2 separate regions of the Homo sapiens genome follow, and region 1 is linked to region 2. A link is an interaction called in ENCODE POLR2A ChIA-PET data of the cell type or tissue named here. Cell type or tissue: MCF 10A. All regions are shown on one strand. Each heading gives the region's core, and the rest is flanking DNA. Links, peaks and the distances in the headings are about the cores only. Region 1 overlaps VSIG1 (V-set and immunoglobulin domain containing 1). Region 2 has its middle 20 kb from the start of TEX13B.

What was found. Peaks named below come from ENCODE experiments on the same cell type or tissue, not always from the same donor. Only the 100,000 strongest peaks of a DNase experiment are listed, where the experiment ranks them.
Region 1: POLR2A ChIA-PET joins it to region 2 with 10 read pairs; 2 of 35 experiments call an interaction of 5 or more read pairs at or near these places.

Annotation. Positions count from the first base shown.
Region 1 is chrX:108,065,618-108,075,501 of GRCh38, reverse strand. It overlaps VSIG1 (V-set and immunoglobulin domain containing 1), which reads right to left. Exons shown (of 7, transcript NM_182607.5): 3 at 8,368-8,566; 4 at 2,670-2,825; 5 at 2,133-2,252. Among named protein-coding and RNA genes, the nearest start is that of PSMD10, 21 kb to the left of the region's middle. In MCF 10A, for the core only: a CTCF peak has its summit at 3,280 (motif pointing right); DNase peaks (open chromatin) are centred at 3,301 and 4,411.
Region 2 is chrX:107,996,414-108,007,823 of GRCh38, reverse strand. No RefSeq gene overlaps it. Among named protein-coding and RNA genes, the nearest start is that of TEX13B, 20 kb to the right of the region's middle. RefSeq lists an enhancer at 11,066-11,410. In MCF 10A, for the core only: a CTCF peak has its summit at 6,204 (motif pointing right); DNase peaks (open chromatin) are centred at 6,223 and 6,883.

The sequences.
Region 1 (9,884 bases), core at 615-8,614, 69 kb before region 2:
CCCAACCCCATCTGCCTCCCCTCACACAAGGATGGACACCTTATATTTTGAGCTGCCTGATAATAATTCCTTTAACTTTTTATGATTAAGAGAATATAAGTAAATAGTTTAAAAAGTCAAATAGTTCTACTACATGTCTCACAAAAACAGCAGTTCCCTGCCCGACTCCTTCCCGTTTCTGAGTCCCATTCACGAAAGGCAACCACTCTTAACTCTTTTTAAAAGTCTTCTTGCCCCCATGTTTTTATTATGTTTGCTCTGATATGTCCTACCTTTTTTCCATTCCATCATTTTCTTTCAACTTCGTACCCTAGAAGTTGGAGATTGAGCTCTTTTACACCACTCCCCTCACACCCACCATGTTCTTCCAAAATAGTTATATCACAAGTTTTAGTTAAATCCAAGTTTGCAGTAGTATGGCTATATAAATATTGTTCACAGCTGAGGAACACAGTATACTATGATTCTTTCTTGTACAACATTTACAAAAATTTTCCCGGAGGTTAATAATTGCTTCATTTGGGGATTAATAAATGCATTATCACTCATCCCGAAATTTCCAACAAAACCATTAAACTTCTTTCAATTGATTCAAACATATCAGATGATATATCAGTTTCTTGTGATTTTTCCCTCAGAGACATGCCATGTGAAGCCCTCCATTCTCTTCCCCCATCATGACCTGGTTGCTCTCCTAAGCCTGCTGCTCTACCGTCATGCTTCAGCTTTCCCATTTTATAGATGATGAGGCTTTGCAAGTTCCTTCAAGATCCTGCTCAAATAGCACTTTGTTGGTAAAGCCATCCCAGTTCTATAAGCATAATTTTCCTCCCTTGGTGCTCTATAGACCCTGTTCAGACTTCTATTATAGGATTTAGCATGTTTTAGTTGTGTTTGTCCCTCTAGCTGAACTGTGAGCTCCTTGAGTATAGGACATACATCTTCTTTATCTCTGTATCTTTATCACCTAGGACAGTCCCTGGAACACAGTAGATATTCAATAAATATTTGAGGAAGGAAGGAAGAAAGAAGGGATGTGGGAGGGAGAGAGGAAGGCAGTGCTGGACATCATTGGAAAAAAGACTAGAAAGGAAGCAATGCTCAAGTCCAAATCCTACATATCTCTACATCTGCAGTATGATTGTACCTCTGAGAAGGCAAAAAGATATTGAGGGAATTCTAAAGAAAGATAACAGAAATGATGCAGGAAATATAGCTGAAAGTGATATGAGAATAAAGGAGCAAACTTCAGGAGAAATAAAAGGAAGAAAGTTCAGGTGCATAGGAAGAGCAAAAACCCACTGGAACTTGCCATCCCTGGATATGGCATATATTAAAATCACAAATTCAAAGTAAGTTTGAAAAAAGATCCTAAGTGTTATTAAGTGATCCTTGAGATGTTTGGTGAGATATTCCTTGTGAGGAGTTGCCCCTGGGTCAGCTCAATTGGACAATTCCAGGAGTCTTAAATCTTACACTCAGAGAGTGAGTAAGCACCTTCGAATAGGAAAATTGAGGTTTAGAGGCATCCTGGCTCTGCCAGTTACTAACTGGATGACCTTGGGCAAGTCATTTACTTCCCTGAGCTTCAGTGTTCTTTTCAGCAAAATGAGGCCGACAATAGTCTGCCTCCCTAGATAGGGGTGGTTGGGAGGAAAGAGTGAGATAATACTCAGCATAATTCATGCTCCACAAATAGTAGCTACCGTGATTGTGGGTACGAGTGTTATTATTATAATACTATTATTATTAGTGGCAGATCTTTGCAAGGTATATGTTTGTCAGAGCTACAGTGTCACCTGGATTTACCAACAGCATCACAAAGAGAAATTCAGCCTGCTGTTATCAGAAAGGCTTCTTTTTTAGTATTGAATAGTAATACCTACCTTCTAGCGATTTTGTGAAGCAAACAAATTGCTTTTTGTAAAGGATTTAGGGCAGCATATGGCATATATTATTATGTGAGCATTAGATATTAGGATGGTCATTCATCATATCAGCCTGTATATAAAGCACACAAATCTCCAGAGAAGCAGGAAGCACTAACTGGGGATCCTAACTAATTTATTTGTCTGACAGGCCCAGACTACTTGATTTAAGGAGAAACCGTTAAAGTTGTATGGTCAACTCACGTGAAGAAGTGAGATCGATTTCGCAGGAACTATTGCCAAGTCTGTTGATGGCAGTACACTGGTAATAACCTTGTTCAAAATTTGTCAGATTTCCAATGACCAAAATCCCGGTGGTTGGGTCTGTTGAAACCAGGGAATAGACTTTTGAGATCTCTTCTGTGCATACAGATAACATCAGTGTAACAGATCACTCAATGTCCACCCACTCCCCCATATTGGCCTCTCTTTCTTGAGATGTTCAGGATTCAACTAGGCCCCTCAGGACTGTTCCAGTGCTAACTCACCTGGGACCATGCCTGTTCCCTACATATTCACCATCTCTGAGCTGGCTTTTAGAATTTGGGGAGTAGACCAGAACACAATCATCGTGTTGGGAGACAGGCATTCTTTTTACATTACCAGCCGCCCCCCTCCACCCGCCACCACTGAGAAAACAAGAAGATTGAACTGTAAGGTCAAGCAGCCAACCACACACTCCTGCTGTCATCCAACCACAGACACCAGGCCTTTCCAGGGTCTACTGCAGGTTACACTTACTGAAGTTTTCTTTCACTGGCACGATGTCTCTTCCCTCAAGTTTATGCCAGTAGTACACAGGGGAAGGTGTTCCAAGCGCAGAGAGACAGGAAAGGGAAATAGTGTGGCCAGTTTCTGGTCTTCCTTGAACGCTACAAAGGGGCTTAGAAGGTTTCACTGTAAGGCAATGACAAAGAATAAAAATTCTTTAGGATGAATGGCATTCTGTGACAATTGCAGTCACTTCCTCACTTTCATTTTGAATAATATGTGTGTTTATTTATTTTTAAAAAAAATTCTTGGCCAGGCGCAGTGGCTCATGCCTGTAATCCCAGCAATTTGGAAGGCCGAGGTAGGTGGATCACCTGAGGTCAGGAGTTCGAGACCAGCCTGGCCAATGTGATGAAACACCATCTCTACTAAAAATACAAAAATTAGCTGGGCGTGGTGGTGGGCGCCTGTAATCCCAGCTACTTGGGAGGGTGAGGCAGTAGAATCACTTGAACCTGGGAGGCAGAGGTTGCAGTAAGCCAAGATCACGCCACTGCACTCCATCCTGAGCAACAAAGTGAGACTGGGTCTCCACACACACAAAAAAAATTATTAAAATGTATGTTGGCAGTTTTCTGCTTGCACCACCAGGTGGGAGTAGAGCACTTCAGGTGCAGGGCCCTTCTAGTCAAGAGGCCATTAAGATTCAAATAGTGACTCCTCTGTCTGCCTCCTCCTCAGATTTATAACCATGAATTTCCGCATTGTGTCTTAAAATATGCCTTTATTAAAACAGCCAAATATAAGCAAATACTAAATGACCAGGAATATAGTTTATGCTTTAAAAGCACAGTTTTAAAGGAAAATAGAATCCTTAAATACTCTGAGATAACCTATTATTCTTTTTAAAATATTTAATGCTGTATTTCTCTTTTCTCTCATGATTATTTTCTTTTTTTTTTTTTTTTTTGCATTTGTTCATCTGTGGGTGACACAAATAGTTGAAAGGTTTAAATTTGCCTGTGTGCATCATCAGTAGGGGAAGTCCATTTGGGGGGTGCACGCTACTCAGCACTGAAATATTTATTCATCCTTCACTCAGCAAGCACCCATGCCTTCTGTGGGCCTGGCATGGGACTAGGCACCAGGAATTCAAAAGTAACTTTCACACAGTTCTAAAGTGGGGTGGGAGAGGGATGAGAGATGACTTTAGAGAGGGGAAGAGGCCTCCAAGACCACAGCAGGAAGAACAGGTTTTAGGTGAAGGGGTGACAAGGAGGAAGGGGTACTAATGAGGTCAGTCCGGGACATAGAGTTTTAGCTGCTTATGAAAACATGTCAGGGGAGAAGTCCTGTGGGAAGCTGGGAATCTGAATCTCCTCATTCATCTTACTTACTTGCACGGTTTATTCTATCTTACATATCTTATACATTTATATATCTATCATATCTACATATCTATCTTATATCTCTTATCTTAGATATTTATTTTATATCTATACATCTATCTTATACACCTTATATATCTATCTTATATACAGACAATGATGTAAATTTCTATACTTTCCAACTCACCTTGCTTATCTTCATTTTGCTCTAGAACCCTTTAAAGCTTAGGTTCTCTAATTTAGGTGAGTTAGACATGAAATGTGTCATATTACTCAGTCCTACAGCTCTTACCTGAGACGCAGTGGTTAAGGGCACAGCTCTGGATCCACACAGAATACGGGCTTTGTAACTCTACCCTGGATCTGTATAGGCAAGTTACCTAACTTAGCCAAACCTCAGCTGACTCATCTGTAAAACGTGACTAAGAGATTATCTAACCTCTGGCTGATCCAAGTATTAAATACAATAATAAATATAGGGCCTAGAACCTGGAATTTCTGTTGGCCACAGCAGCACTAATTCCTGCTACTAAAGTTACTCTCCCATTGACTTCCGCTCAGTTCAGCCTTCCCAGACTCTCACTATCTGTACACAGGTGCGAGAAGACAGATGCATATAGCTATAATTCTTAAACAGTTTACTAGCCCTATCTTTTAAGCATGTGTCTTTTTAATTGAAAGGAATATCCTTCTACTTAGTTCTTTATTCTTTCTTATCAAAGATTTTCTCAGGTAGGAACAACTTGTTGGATGTGCCTATCCTAAACTAAGCTATTTAACCAGAAGTCCATTGCAGCTATCACTAGATTTAGATACTGCCTTTTTAAAAAGATGGCTATTGTATAGCCTTTACAGCAGAATAGAACAATTTGAACAGAAAATTAAATGGGGGTGTTTCATCACAAAGTTGGACACCAGGACTTGAACTAAATTATGGCAAAAACCTGGAATGACTTGCACTCATTTCTTGAGCCCAGAATCAAACCCAGATAGGCATTTTTTTTGCTTAGAATATTTTTCTCCTTTTATTTTTTATTAACAAAACATTTAGTGAATCACTTTGAACCAAGTCCCAAACCTATATATTTTCTAAAACTACTGACCCAGGATTGAACTGAAATTTCATCCAGTTAAAGTCCCCAGTGGAACTTGGGTATTTTACTGGCAAAGCCATTGATCTACCATTTAGCTTTATTGCTTTCAACAGAATTGGGGTGGGAGGAAAAGGCTCAGCTCAGAAAAAAAAAGAAAAAAGAAAAAACAAAGTGCTTCAGTAGGTTCTTAAACCTTCCCTAAATCAATCATTTTCTTTTTATGTGCCAAATTGCGGAAGGTAGATGATGCTCATTCCAAATGCACACAAAATAATTATTCAAACTTGATCTGGGTATTTTTCAGAGATTAATTTTCCAAGGTTGTCATACCTAATGGAAAGCTCTCAAATGAATGGCCATCCAAACCACCTGGTTCTTTGCCCATTGCTGTTTCCTTCACCTAAACTGTGCCTTGCCATCTCAGCCCCTCTTCTTCATCACACACTCTTGCACATCCTTCAACATTCAGCACAAAAGTCACTTTCCTCAATAAGCCTTCTCCAATTCCTGATACAGCTTTTTGCCCTTTCCCCTGTGCCCTCATAGCTCTCCTCTCATACCTCCACTGAAAGCTTTTATGTTACGCGTCTGTCTCCTTCACTAGACTGAATTTTAGAGGGCTAAGACCCTATCTTTTACATTTCCCCATGTCCATTGCTTAGCACAGTAACTGGCACGTGTGCTCAGGGTTTGTTAAATGAATTCATGCATGAACGAGTAAATGCATGGGATTGATGCTCACTGCTGGGTAACAAAACATCTGAAAGATACATTGCTATGAGAGTCATCTTTAAGGAAATATCAACACCTCTCCCCACAATTAACCTGTCTCTCTTACCCACCTGTCCCCATCTTGCCTCACCTTTCAGTCAGGGCAAGCAAAATTGTCACTCATATACAATGAGATTTGAGAATTGCAAATAGTCGCTGCAATTTTTAGAGAAAATTAGCAGTCTCAAATTTTCCAAAAAGCCTACATTTGGAGGAGGCCTTTGTTCTTTGCCCAATTAACAAAAACAATATTTTTTAGAGTTCCTAAACAAACAAGGAAATCCACAGACCCTTCTGCCTCTTACCTTGTCTGGATCCTGGCTGCTTAAGGAAAAGTCATGACACAGAGCTATCTGACACAAAGACTCATGGGAAAAAACACCTCTGAGATGAAGTGACCCTCAACTTCTTATGGAAATTGATTTGGGATCCTCTGAGCTTTAAATTTAAGAATATTAACCTTCTTGTCTAACTTTATCTCAGGGCTATTTCCAAGCTCTGAGATGAAGAGACTTGGCTTCTTTAGATTGTTTCTGGTCAGAACATCCCAGAACCAGGAAGCAACAGAAAATCATTAGCTAATCCCTCCAGTTTTTGAACATTTAAAAACCCCTTTGATCTCCAGTATTTCATTTTATAGGTAAAATAACAAAACTGTTCATAACAAACCTGTAAAGAAGACAGGGCAGAAATTATAACCCCATCTCACAATGGTCAGAGAAAGGTGGACTGACTTGTATAAGGTCACTGAGTACAGAGTAAGATCTAAAACTCAGGTCTTCTGAGTGCCAGTTTGATGCTTTGGCATTTATAGCACATCACTTAGTTCCCATGTATATAACTAACTAGTTGATATGGTTTGGATCTGTGTCCCCACCCAAACCTCATGTCAAATTGTAATCACTAATTTTGGCGATAGGGCCTGGTGAGAGGTGACTGGATCATGGGGGCGGATTTCCCCCTCGGTGCTGATCTTGTGATAGTGAATGAGTGCTCATAAGACCTGGTTGTTTAAAAGTGTGTGGCATCTTCCCCTCCCCTTCCTCCTGTTCCAGCCATGTGAGACATCTTGCCTCCCCTTTGCTTTCTGCCATGATTGTAGTTTCCTGAGGCTTCCCAAGAAGCTGCTATGCTTCCTGTACAGCCTGCAGAACCGTGAGACAATTAAACCTCTTTTACTTATAAATTACCCAGTCTCAGGTATTTCTTTACAGCAATGCAAGAATAGACTAATACACTAGTCTTCCAAACTGAAACAGAAACTCTCCCAGGAATTTGCTTGAGTAATACTTCTCTTGTCTGTTCCTGTACCCCAATTCCTGGCACAGAACTCAGTAAGATAAAAATATGATTGATTAAGCTAACCCACTCTTAAAAAATAGCTCTTAGGTACCTTTCCCTCTTTCCCAGGTGGGTAGATGCAGTGGCAAACCTCACAGTAAATGTCAGCTGGTTCCTTTGTGGCATTACCTGAGTGGCAAGCCAGGACAACTGTAAACAGTTCTCTTGGGTATGCACCTTGTTACCAATTGCTGCTTTTCCAAGCTACTCAACTATTAAGTCACTGATTTGATGTAGTTCCTCCTTTCTTGTGATGTGTGCACACAGCTTGAGAGCAGCAATGACTAGATCAGCTTCATTTGGGGCTACCTAGAAGTGGGAAAATGCTCATCTCAACTGGTCTGTCTGTAAGAGTTGAGGATTGGCAGCCCTTTCATCCCTTGCTTCGATACTTCCCAATACCAGCCTGCAGATGGAAGTTTAGCCCACATTGTCCTCTCAGACAGAGATTGTAAGGACTTCTAGAAATGGCCAAAATTGGGAGCTTCCCAAGGGCAAAAACAACACCTCCATCACTGTAACTCAATAAATACTGAACAAATGAGATTCCAAATTCATTTTAAGAGCAGATACGGCTTGCCCAATATCATATAATGAATATTTGTATGTAAATATGTTGATTCTCAACACTAGATTAATTTCAGTCCTTTTTCCAAATAACATTAGCATTTTAAAAAAGGGACTCTCCTGTCTTTATTTAAAAGAATAATTTAATGGTGGGAATTGTGTCGAGCTTAAAAGGAATAATAAGTTGACAGTAGTCTCCCCCAGGTAGATCTGGCTGTAAATGGAGGTTTCCTCTAAAAGAGTTGCTAGTGATCATTTTGTGGGACAGTGGATTGTCTCATCTGTTCTCATTCCATCCCTCAGAGATAGGGATCACTGGAGGTTGGGTCATCTACTGCTGTCATTTTGGCAGCCCGTTTGCACAATTGTTCTGCATGTTTTATGAGTGATTTCTCAGTGTTACTGTTTTGGTTGGGCTGGTGGCTTGTCTCTATTTCCCTGATAATGAAAATATTAGGGAGTATATTTACCTACAGAGACTTAATTGGCATCATAACTCACTGTCCTGGCTCATTCAGTGTCCTAACTTTTTCCAAGAAAAGAAAAAGCAGAAAAAAGTGCTCATACCTAACACACTGACGTTGAGGATGCCTTGGTTTTGGCCGAGAAAGTCTGGGGGGTTGTTAACATCGCAGATGTAAATTCCACTGTCTGCTGGCTGCATATGCGAGATAGTGATAGATGCATTACCTGGATCGTTGGACCCTGTAATTCGATCTTTAAATTGCCCGATGGCTACAGCTTGTCCACCTTGAGAAAAGTAAATCTAGACAGAAAAATAACAGAAGTGAGAACTGGAGAGAGTCCAGGACTAGGATAAGCTACCTGAAAGCTTCTTCTAAACACATTACCTTTGATAAAGAAGCAGCATCTTCCCCCCACCAGGAACAGGTCCCTGTGGCCAAGGTTTCTCAACTCAGTGGGGCACTTTAGTTTGCTCACAGCTGCGCATTTGGCCCTCAGAGCAGCTCTGTGATGTCATCAGGGCAGGGATTAGTATGCCTATCTTACAGAGGAGGAGGCAGCTGGAGCTGACAGGATTCAACACCTAAGCTTGGGCTAGGAGATCAAGATGCTCACTTAATGAATCCACCTGAGAGAAACTCATTATGTAGAACACAAATGTCTGATGGGAAACCAAAACCATCATTTTTTTTTTTTTACCATTTTATAAACTTCTTAAAATTTGAATTTACCTTACCCAGTGAGACTATCTGGTTTCCTTAAATGTTCAAATGTTCATGCTCCTTTTAGACACACCTACTCTTTTGGATAGACAAACTTGGGTTTGTTTTGTTTATTAGAAGCAAAGCGGAAAAGCATCTTAGAAATCATCTGGTCCCATCCCTTTATAGTGGTGTTGTGAAGATGAAACTAAGAAATCTAGTAAAGGACCTCGGAAGTGCTCAGCCAATGATAGCTACCATCTTTCTCCCCATGTGGCAGAAGGCAGAACTGGAATTCTTCTGTCATTTAAACAAATAAGGCATCTCAGACCCAGAGAGATTAAGTGACCCATCTGAAGCCACAAGGGCTCATTTATTATTATTATAACTTATTAAACTTAAGATCTGGATTCTAGTCCCATTTCTATTAAAGAGCATAGATACTTAGATCATAATGGCAACTGTGGGAGCAGCATGATGTGGTGGAAAGGGTCCTGGTCTAGGGGTCAGGTGGCTTGAGTTAGTCACAGCTCTGCCCCTCACTGTGATATAGTTAGGGGAGGTGGCCTCTAGTCATGCCTCCATGGCAGCCTGGTTTTAGATAAGAAACAAAGTTATTTAATCTCTCCAACCTTTACTTTCCACATCTGAATGAGAAAAGAGAGTAATGTTTTCCAAAGTATGATATGTATTTACCAAGTATAGGCATTTAAGTTGATTTTAGGTAGTATATAAATGAAAACTTACAAATTTCAATGTGTATTAGAAACAGAAAAATCTAGCACATTAAATCTATGACTTCCTGAATATTGTTGCATAGGGTAGATTAAGGTAGATATTTTTTAAGATTTTAAGAAAACAAGTCAATACAGAAAATAACATTAAATAACAAATAGTGCTGGTGATACACAAATATGA
Region 2 (11,410 bases), core at 1,972-9,971:
TTTCCATATCTCCACTAAAACAAACGAAAACCAAAAAACTTACTGAACTCCACACATTACTCAAGTTACCTTCTCCCCTTCACAGCCAAACTTCTTAAAAGAATTGTATCTTCCTAGTGTCTTGCTTCCAGGCCTCCTGTTTACCTCTCAATCCACTACTTTTTTATATAATTTCAATTTTAATTTTAGACTCAGGAGGTACATATGCAGGTTTGTTACATGAGTATATTGCATGATGCTGAGGTTTGGGATACAAATGATCCCTTCTCCCAAGTAGTGATCATAGTACTCAACAGTTAATTTTTCAAACTTTGCCACCCTTCCTCCTTTCCCCTCCAGTAGTCCCCAGTTTCTATTGTTGCCATCTTTTGTAGGTTTGTGTGTGTGTGTGTTTTGAGACAGGGTCTTATTCTGTCACTCAGGCTGGAGTGCAGTGGGTGATCTCAGCTCACTGCTGCCTCGACCTCCTGGTTTCAAGAAATCTCGCCTCAGCTCCCCAAGTAGCTGGAACTACAGGCGTGTGCCACCATGCCTAGCTAATCTCTTTTTTTTTCTTGAGATGGGGTTTCACTATGTTGTCTCAAATTCCTGAGCTCAAACAATCCACCCACCTCAGCCTCCCAAAGTGCTGGGATTACAGGCGTGAACCACTGAGCCTGGCCTTTATTGCTGCCATCTTTATGTCCATGTGTACCCAATGTTTAGCTCCCGCTTAGAACAAGATATGTGGTATTTGGTTTTCTGTTCCTACACTAGTTCGCTTAGGATAATGGTCTCCAGCTGCATCCATGTTGCTGCACAGCACATGATTTTGTTCTTTTTATGACGGCACAGTATTCCATGGTGTATATGTACCAAATTTTCTTTAACCAATTCAGCGCTGATGGGCACCCAGATTGATTCCATATCTTTGCTATTGTGAATAGTGCTGTGATGAACACATGAGTGCATGTGTCTTTTTGATAGAACGATTCGTTTTCTTTTGGGACTATACCCAGTAAAGGGACTGCTGGGTAAAATGGTAATTCTGTTTTTACTTCTTTGAGAAACCTCCAAACTGCTTTCCACAGTGGCTGAACTAATTTACATTCCCAACAACAGTGTATACACATTCCATTTTCTCTGCAGCCTTGCCAGTATCTGTTGTTGTTTTTTTTTTTTTAACTTTTTAATAATATTCCTTCTGACTAGTGTGAGAGGATTTTGATTTTCATTTCTCTAATAATTAGTGATGATGAACATTTTTTCTTATGTTTATTGGCCGCTCATATGCCTTCTTTTGAAAAGTGTCTGATCATGTCTTTTGCCCACTTTTTAATGGAGTAATTAGGTTTTTTGCTTCTTATAATTGTTCCTTATAGATTCTGGATATTAGACTTTGTCAGATGCGTACTTTGTGGATATTTTCTCCCATTCTGTGAGTTGTCTGTTTACTCTATTGATGGTTCCTTTTGCTGTGCAGAAGCTCTTTATTTAAGTAGACCCCACTTGTCAATTTTTGGTTTTGTTACAATTGCTTGAGGACTTAGTCACAAATTATTTCCCAAGGCTGATGTCCAGAAAGGTATTTCCTAGGTTTTCTTCTAGGATTCTTAGTTTGAAGTCTTACATTAAATTTTTAATCCACCTTGAGTTATTTTTTGTATTTGGTGAAATATAGGGGTCCAGTTTCCTTGTTCTGCATATGGCTAGCTAGCTATCCCAGCACCATTCATTGAATAGGAAGTCCTTTCCTCATTGCTTATATTTGTCAACTTTGTCAAAGATCAGATGGCTGTAGGTGTATGGCTTTATTTCTGGGTTCTCCATTTTGTTCCATTGGTCTATACGCTGTTTTTATACCAGTACCAGGCCATTTTGGCTACTGTAGCTTATAGTATAATTTTAAGTCAGGTAATATGATGCTTCTGGCTTTGTTCTTTTTGTTTAGGATTGCTTTGGCCATTCAGGGTCTTTCTTGGTTCGATATGAAGTTTACAATTTTTTTTTAATTCTGTGAAAAATTATTTTGGTAGCTTGATAGGAATAGTGTTGAATCTATAGATTGCTTTGGACAATGTGGTCATTTTTACAAATATTGATTCTTCCAACCCATGAGTGTGGAATGTTTTTCCATTTGTGTCATTTATGATTTCTTTCAGCAGTGTTTTATAGTTTTCATTGTAGAGATCTTTCATCTCCTTGGTTACATGTATTCCTAGGTTTTTATTTGTGTGTGTGTGGTTCCTGTAAATGGCTCTTGGCTTGAGTGTTATTGATGTATAGAAATGCTACTGATTTTTATACAATGATTTTGTATCCTCAAACTGTACTGAAATATTTGATCAGTTTTATAGCCCTTCACTGGAGTTTTTAAGGTTTTCTAGGTACAGAATCGTATCATCAGTGAAGAGAGACAGTTCGACTTCTTGTCCTATTTGGATTCTGTGTTAGTCTGTTTTTGTGTTGCTATAAAGGAATACCTGATGCTTGGTAATTTAATTTGTAAGGAAAAAAAAGGTTTTATTTTGGCTCATGGTCTGCATGTTGTACAGGAAGCATGGTGCCCACAAATGTTCCTGGTGAGGACCTCAGGAAGCTTACAATCATGGTGGAAGGTGAAGGGGGAGCCAGCACATCACACGGCAAGAGAGGAAGCAGATGGAGGGTGTCCTACACTCTTTTAAACAACCAGATCTCACATGAACTCATAGAGTGAGAATTTGCTCCTTACCACCAAGACGGCACCAAGCCATTCATGAGAGATCTGCCCCCATAATCCAAACACCTCCAACTGGGCCCAACCTCCAACATTGGGGATTGCATTTTAACATAAGATTTGGAGAAGACAAATATTTAAACTATATCAGATGCATTTTCTTTCTTTCTCTTGCCTGATTGCACCAGCTAGTAATTTCAGTATTATGTTGAATTGGGGTGGTGAGAGTAGGCATCCTTTTCTTGTTCCTACTCTCAAGGGGAATGCTTCCAGCATTCGCCTGCTCAGTATGATGTTGGCTGTGGGTTTGTCATTGATGTTTCTTATTATTTTGAGGTATGTTCCTTCAACGCCTAATATATTGAGGGTTTTTATCATGAAGGGTATTGGACTTTATCAAAAGCTTTTCCCACATCTATCAATATGATCATATGGTTTTTGTTTTTAATTCTATTTATGTGGTGAATCACTTTTATTGCTTTGCTGAACCAACATTGCATCCCAGAAATGAAGCCTACTTGATTGCGATAAATTAACTTTTTGTTGTGCTGCTGGATTCAGTTTGCTAGTATTTTCTCGAGGATTTTTGCATCTATGTTTCTCAGGGATGTTGGCCTGTAGTTTTCTTTTCTTGTTGTGCCTTTGCCAGGTTTTGGTATTAGGGTGGTGTTGGCTTCATAGAATGAGTAGGGAGCAGTTCCTCCTCCTCAATTTTTTGGAATAGTTTCACTAGAATTGGTACTAGCTATTCTTTGTACATCTGGTGGAATTTGGCTGTGAATCCATTTGGTCTGGGGCATTTTTGATTGGTAGGCTTTTTATTCCTGATTCAATTTCAGAACTCTATATTGGTCTGTTCAGAGTTTCCGTTTCTTCCTGATTTAGTCTTGGAAGGTTGTGTGTTTTCAGGAATTTACCCATTTCATCTAGATTTTCTAGTTTGTGTGCATAGAGGTGTTCATAATAACCTCTGAGGATCTTTTGTATTTCTTGGATCAGTTATAATGTCACCTTTGTCATTTATGATTGTGCTTATTTGGATCTTCCCTCTTTTTTCTTTGTCAATGTAGCTAGCATTCTTTCAATCCTGTTTATCCTTTCAAATACACTTTTGGTTTGTTATTTAATGCTTTTTATGAAATTTTGGTCTCAATTTTTCTCAATTTTTCCCTGATTTATTTTATTCTGCTAGATTTTCAGTTAGTTTGTTCTTGTTTTTCTAGTTCCTCTAAGTGTGATGTCACATCATTAATTTGAGATTTTTCTAACTTTTTGAGGTAGGCATTTAGTGCTATGAACTTTCCCCTTAACACTGCTTTTGCTGTCTCCCAGAGATGTTGTCATGTTGTGTTTCTGTTTTTATTTATTTCAAATTTTTTTTAATTTCTGCCTTAATTTAATTGTTTACCCGAAAGCCATTCAGGAGCCAACCGTTTAATTTCCATATGATTGTGTGGTTTTGAGAGATCTTCTTGGTATTGATTTCTATTTGTATTCCACTGTGTTCCAAGTGTATGGCTGGTATGAGTTTAATTTTTTTTTAATTTATTGAAACTTGCTTTACGGCCAAGCATGTGGTCTTTCTTAGAGTATGTTTAGTATGCAGTTGAGAAGAATGTATATTTTGTGCAGTTAGTGGATGGGGTATTCTGTAGATGTCTATTAGATCCAACTGGTCAAGTGTCATTTTGGTTTCAATTCTCAAGTCCAGAATTTCTTTGTTAGTTTTCTGCTTGATGATCTGTCTAATGCTGTCAGTGGGGTATTGAAGTCCCCCGCTATTATTGTGTGACTATTTAAGCTTTTTCATAGATCTAGAAGTACTTGTTTGATGAATCTGGGTGTTGCAATGTTGGTGTGTGCATATATTTAGGATAATTAAGTCTTCTTGTTGAATTGAACCCTTTGACATTATGTAATGCCCTTCTTTGTCTTTTTTTACTGTTGTCGGTTTAAAGTCTCTTTTATCTGATGTAAGAATAGTGACTCCTGCTCTTGCTTGTTTCCCTTTTATGTGATAGACCTTTCTCCAACCCTTTACCTTGAGCCTATGAACATCATTAAGTGTGAGATGAGTCTCTTGAAGACAGAAGATGGACGGATCTTTTTTTAATCCAACTTGCCACTCTGTGCCTTTTAAGTGGGGGCATTTAGATCATTTATATTCAAGGTCAACATTAATATGTGAGGTTTTGAGAAAAGTGTGAAGTTGTTAGCTGGTTTCTTTGTACTTTCAATTGTATGGTTGCTTTATAGGGTCTGTGAGCTATGTACTTAAGTGTGTTTTTTGGCAGGTATCATATTTCATTTACATGTTTAGAACTCACTTAAGGATCCCTTGTATGGCTGGTCTAGTGGTAGCAAATTGCCTTAGCACTTACTTGTCTGGAACATATTTTATTTCTCCTTTGCTTATGAAGCTTAGCATGGCAGGATAGGAAATTCTTGGTTGGAATTTCTTTTCTTTAAGAAGGCTAAACTAGGCCCCCAATCTCTCGTGGCTTGCAAGGTTTCTGTTGAGAAGTCTGCCATTAGCCTGATGGGGTTCCCTTTGTATATGAGCTGACCTTTTACTCTAGCTGCCTTTAAGATTTTTTTCTTTAGTGTTGACCTTGAAAAATCTGGTGACTATATGCTTTGGTGGTGATCACTTTGTATAGTATCTCACAGGTGTTCTCTGAATTCCTTGTATCTGGATGTCTACTTCTCTAGCAAGATTTAAGAATTTTTCTTGAATTATTCTCTCAAATATATTTTCCAGGTTGTTTACTTTTTTCTCCATCTCTCTCAGAAAAGCCAACAATTCATAGTTTTGGCCACTTTACATAGTCCCACATTTTTCATAGACTTTATTTTTTAAATTCTTTTTTCTTTATTTTTGTCTGACTGGGTTAGTTCAAAAAACAGGTCTTCAAGCTCTGAAATTATTTCTTCTGCTTGGTCTAGTTTATTGATAAAGCTTTCAGTTGCATTTTGAAATTCCTTAAGTGAGTTTTTCTATTCCAGAAGCTTTGATTGATTTCTTTTTAAGATGTTTATATCTTTCATTTCCTGGATTGCTTTAGAAATTTCTTTGTGTTGATTTTCAGTCTTGTCTTGGATTCCATTGAGATTTCTTGCAATCCATGCTTTGAATTCTTTGTTGTTTCTGAGTTTCCATTTTGATTAGCCACCATTGCTGGAGAGCTAGTGTGATTCTTTGGTAGTTTCACTACATTCAGGTTTTTCATGGTGTCAGAATTCTTGCAATGGCTTCTTCTCTTCTAGAGACACTAGCACTTTCTAATTTTTTAATTATTTTTTACAGGTAGGATTTTTTGTCTATTTTCCTATGATATTATTATATTTTTTCTTTCCTTTTCCCTTTCTCCGCCTTTCTAGGGTGTGTGACTGGTGGGGAGCGTCTTTTGGCTTTGCTCCTACAGCCCTATGCACTTCTGTAAGCAGGTTTTTATTGGGCTATGCGGTTTGACTTGTAAGCCAGTAGATGGCGCTTATAGGTAAGAGCCAGCTGCCGTCAATGCGGCTGGGTATATATTTCATCTTTGTTTACTGGGAGAAACTGTATATTGCTTCAGGCGATGGGCTGATCCACGGAGTGCACAGTGATCTGAGCTTCCTGTTCAGCCCCGGGTTGGCAGGGGGCAAGATGGCCAGGCCACAGCCCACCTACAGGTTCCTCTGATGACAGGCACAAGCACCAGCACCAATGGAGAATCCAGTTAGCGGTTACCAAGTGCCCAGAGGTGTGCCTAGGCATGGTGCTGGGAAACCTCCTATGTCACAAGTTCTTTGCACGGGGGAGGAGATGGCCTAAACTCCTAATCCAAGAGAGTGGGTGCTCCAGATTCCTGGAGATCTGCCTGGGTGTGGAGTGCAGAGGGCCCCACTGCACCACAACCTCTGCACAGGAGGGGCAGGCAACTCAGACTGCTGACCCCGGCAAATGGGTGCTCCTAATACCTGGTGATCTGCCTGGGCGTGAAGCAGAGAGGGCCCCCCTGCACCATGATCTCTGCATAGGAGTGGGGTGTCAGGCTGCTGAACCAGACAAGCAGGTGCTCTGCATGCCTGGAGATCTGCCTGGGCATGAAGCAGAGAGGGCCCTCTGCACCTAGATCTCTGAATAGGAAGGGTGAAGTGACTCAGGCTGTCAATCTGGGCAAGCAGAAGCTTTGAGTGTTTGGAGCTCTGCCTGGACATGGAGCAGAGAGGGATCCATTGCACCACAACCTATTCCCAAGAGGGATGGGGCAACTCAGGCTGCCAGTACATGTGAGCAGGTGCTCCGAATGCCTGGAGTTCTGCATGGGGGTGGAGCAGAGAGGGCTCCACTGCCCCACAATCTCAGGGGAGCAGGCTAGGGAACCCAGCAATGACACATGCACACCAGTTCCAGGTTGCCAAGCCAGCCCTGGCAGCAAGTCTCATCACCCAAGAGAAATTGCAGCTGTAGCAGATCTTCTCTTGTCCCAGGCTCTTATCAGCTGGACAATGTCATGGGGGCTGTTTGCCCATATCCTCCTCCCTGAGATCTGGGATGTCCATCATGATTCCAGGGAATTCCCATTTTCCTTCTTGAATTAAAGCTCATAGAGTTTATCTTTATACACTGTTTTGCTATTTCCAAGTGGCTAAGGCACACTAAAAGCCTCTCATCCACCATCTTAACTTAAAAGTTCACATTTAAACACCATGAATGTTGGAATCAGCTTTATTAATGGAAATTGCATTACCATTAAAATAATGGTTCTGGCCAGGTGCAGTGGCTCACGCCTGTATCCCAGCACTTTGGGAGGCCGAGGTAGGCAGATCACTTGAGGTCAGGAGCTCAAGACTAACCTGGCCAACATGGTGAAACCCTGTCTCTACTAAAAATACAAAATTAACTGGGCATGGTGGCGGGTGCCTGTAATCCCAGCTACTCAGGAGGCTGAGGCAGGAGAATCGCTTAAACCCAGGAGGCGGAGGTTGCAGTGAGCTATCTTGCCACAGCACTCCAGCCTTGGCGACAGAGTGACACTCTGTCTCTGTCTCTCTCTCTGTCTCTCTCTCTCTCTGCCTCTATCTATCTCTCTGCCTCTATCTATCTATTTATATATATATATAAAATTTTTAAAAAATGGTTCTGCAGACTGTACAGGTAGCATGGCACCATCATCTGCTTCTGGTCAGGACCTCAGGAAGCTTTTATTCATGGTGGAAGGCACAGGAGGAGCAGGTATGTCACATGGCGAGAGAAGGAGCAAGCTCAGTCTACTTCTACCTGCTTTCCGGCTCCTTTACTACAGCAAGAAAAGTTCTTGTTCATGTCACAATAACCTCCATATTGTCAAACTTTTTTTCATTTTTCAACTTACTTGACTTCTTGGCAGGCTTTGAACCAGTTAATAATTTCCTCCTTCTTGAAATGTTCACCTCCCTTAGCTTTTTAAAATTGAATTATTTTGAAATAACTGTAGATTGATATTCAGTTATAAGAAGTAATACAGAACAATCTCAGGTACCCCCCACCTAGTTTTTCCCAATGGTAACATCTTAGAAAACTATAGTATAATATCATACTCAGAATATTGACATTAATACACTCAAGGTATAGAACAGTTTCCTCTATTTTTTTCCTTTTATACACTGTTCTTTTGGTGTCAAACCAAAGAACCTATGACTAGGTCTAGATCCTAGAGGTCTTCTCCTATGTTCTTCTCCTCTGTTTGTCCTAAAGTTTTACAATTTTACTTTTTTTTTTTTTTTTTTTTTTTTTTTTTGAGACAGGGTCTCGCCCTGTTGCCAGGCTGGAGTGCAGTGGTGCGATCTCGGCTTACTGCAACCTTCGCCTCCCAGGTTCAAGCAATTCTCCTGCCACAGCCTCCCGAGTAGCTGGGACTACAGGTGTGCACTACCACACCTGGCTAATTTTTGTATTTTTAGTAGAGATGGGGTTTCACCATGTTGGCCAGGATGGTCTTGATCTCCTGACCTCATGATCTGCCCACCTCGGCCTCCCAAAGTGCTGGGACTACAGGCGTGAGCCACTGCACCTGGCCTACAGTTTTACATTTTACATTTAAGTTCATGACTCATTTTGAGTTAGTTTTTGTATGAGGCTTAGGCTGGGGCTTTTTGTTTTGTTTTGGCCTATGAATGTCCAATTGCTCCAATATCATTTGGTGAAAAGTCTATCCTTCCTCCATTGAATTACTTGTGCAAAAAAGTGGACACCCCAACACCATACTGTCTTGATTACTATAGTTATATAGTAATCTTAATAGATAATGTCTGTTTTGTTAACAACTCCTCAACTCCTTGCAAGGTGCCTAGCAAATTGATACAAAACACGTTTTTTTCTTGATTCAATTTTTTTTTTTTTGCTTTTTATTTTTTGTTTCAATAGAGTTTTGGGCAATAGGTGGTGTTTGGTTACGTGGATAAGTTCTTTAGTGGTGATTTCTGGAATTTTGGTGCACCCATCACCCAAGCAGTGTACACTATACCCGATGTGTAGTCTTTTATCCCTCATCCCCTTCCCACCCTTTCCTCTGAGTCTCCAAAGTCCATTGTGTCATTCTTATGCCTTTGTGTCCTCATAACTTATCTCCCACTTAAGAGTGAGAACATATGATGCTTGGTTTTCCATTCCTGAGTTACTTCACTTAGAATAATGGTCTCCAATTCCATCCATGTTACTGCAAATGCCATTATTTCATTCCTTTTTATGGCTGAGTAGTAGTATTCCATGGTATATATATACCACATTTTCTTTATCCACTAGTTGACTGATGGGAATTTCAGCTGATTCCACATTTTTACAATTGCAAATTGTGCTTCTATAAACATATGTGTGCAAGTATCTTTTTAGTATGATTACTTATTTTCCTCTGGGTAGATACCCAGTAATGGGATTGCTGGATCAAAAGGTAGATCTACTTTTGGTTCTTTAAGAAATCTCCAGGCTGTTTTCCATAGTGGCTGGGACTAGTTTACATTCCCACCAGCAGTGTAAAAGTGTTCCCTTTTCACCACATCCACGCCAACATCTATGTTTTTTATTTTTTTATTATGGCCATTCTTGCAGGAGTAAGGTGGTATCACATCATGGTTTTGATTTGCATCTCGTGGTTTAGTGATGTTGTACATTTTTTCATATGTTTGTTAGCCATTTGTGCACCTGTGTATCTCCACTGGTGGTAGCAGGGGAGTAAAGTGGACTCTGTGAGGGTCCTTGGTTGTAGTTCTGTTTAGTGCACTGGTTTTGTGTTGGTTGGCCTCCAGCCAGGAGGTGGTGCTTTCAAGACAATGTCAGCTGCGGTAGTATAGGGAGGATATAAGCTTGCCCTAGGGTCAGGTGGATAAGTATTCGGGGTGTCTCAGGCAGAGGGTGGGGCCATAGAGCTTTCAAGAGATTATGCCCTTTGTCTTCAGCTACCAGGGTGGGTTGAGAAAGACCATAAGGTGGAGGCACGGTTGGTTGTGTCTGAGCTCAGACTCTCCTTAGGCAGAGCTTGCTGTGGCTGCTGTGGCGGATGGGAGTGTGGTTATCAGGCCAATGGAATTACGTTCCCAGGGGGACTATTATCGGGGGACCTGCCCCGATAATCACGTAGGTTCTTTTCTATTTTCCTAAGCATCGGCTGGCTTGAGAAATAAAAGGACAGAGTACAAAAGAGAGAAATTTTAAAGCTGGGTGTCCGGGGGAGATATCACACGTTGGTAGGATCCATGATGCCCCACAAGCTACAAAAACCAGCAAGTTTTTATTAGGGAGTTTCAAAAGGGGAGGGAGTATACGAATAGGTGTGGGTGACAGACATCAAGTACTTAACAAGGTAATAGAATATCACAAGGCAAGTGGAGGCAGGGCGAGATCACAGGACCACAGGATGGAGGCGAAATTAAAATTGCTAATGAAGTTTCGGGCACCATTGTCATTGATAACATCTTATCAGGAGACAGGGTTTTGAGATCAACCGGTCTGACCAAAGTTTATTAGGTGTGAATTTCCTCTTCCTAATAAGCCTGGGAGCACTATGGGAGACTGGAGTTTATTTCACCTCTGCAATCTCGACCATAAGAGACAGGTACGCCCCGGGGGGGCCAGTTCAGAGACCTACCCCTAGGTGCGCATTCTCTTTCTCAGGGACGTTCCATGCTGAGAAAAGGAATTCAGTGATAATTCTCCCATTTGCTTTTGAAAGAAGAGAAATATGGCTCTGTTCTGCGCAGCTCACCGGCGGTCAGAGTTTAAGGTTATCTCTCTTATTCCCTGAACAATTGCTGTTATCCTGTTCTTTTTTCAGAGTGCCCACATTTCATATTGCTCAAACACACATGCTGTACAATTTGTGTACTTAACGCAATTATTGCAGGGTCCTGAGATGATACACATCCTTCTTGGCTGACAGGATTAAGAGATTAAAGCAAAGACAGGCATAGGAAATCACAAGGATATTGATTGGGGAAGTGATAAGTGTCCATGAAATCTTTACAATTTATGTTTAGAGATTGCAGTAAAGACAGGCATAAGACATTACAAAAGTATTAATTTGGGGAACTAATAAATGTCCATAAAATCTTCACAATCCACATTCTTCTGTCATGGCTTTAGCCGGTCCCTCCGTTTGGGGTCCCTGACTTCCCGCAACAGACTATGGCTGTCTCTGCTGTGTCATACAGGTCACCAGGGAAGTGGGGGAAAGCAGCAGTGACAGGTCTCAC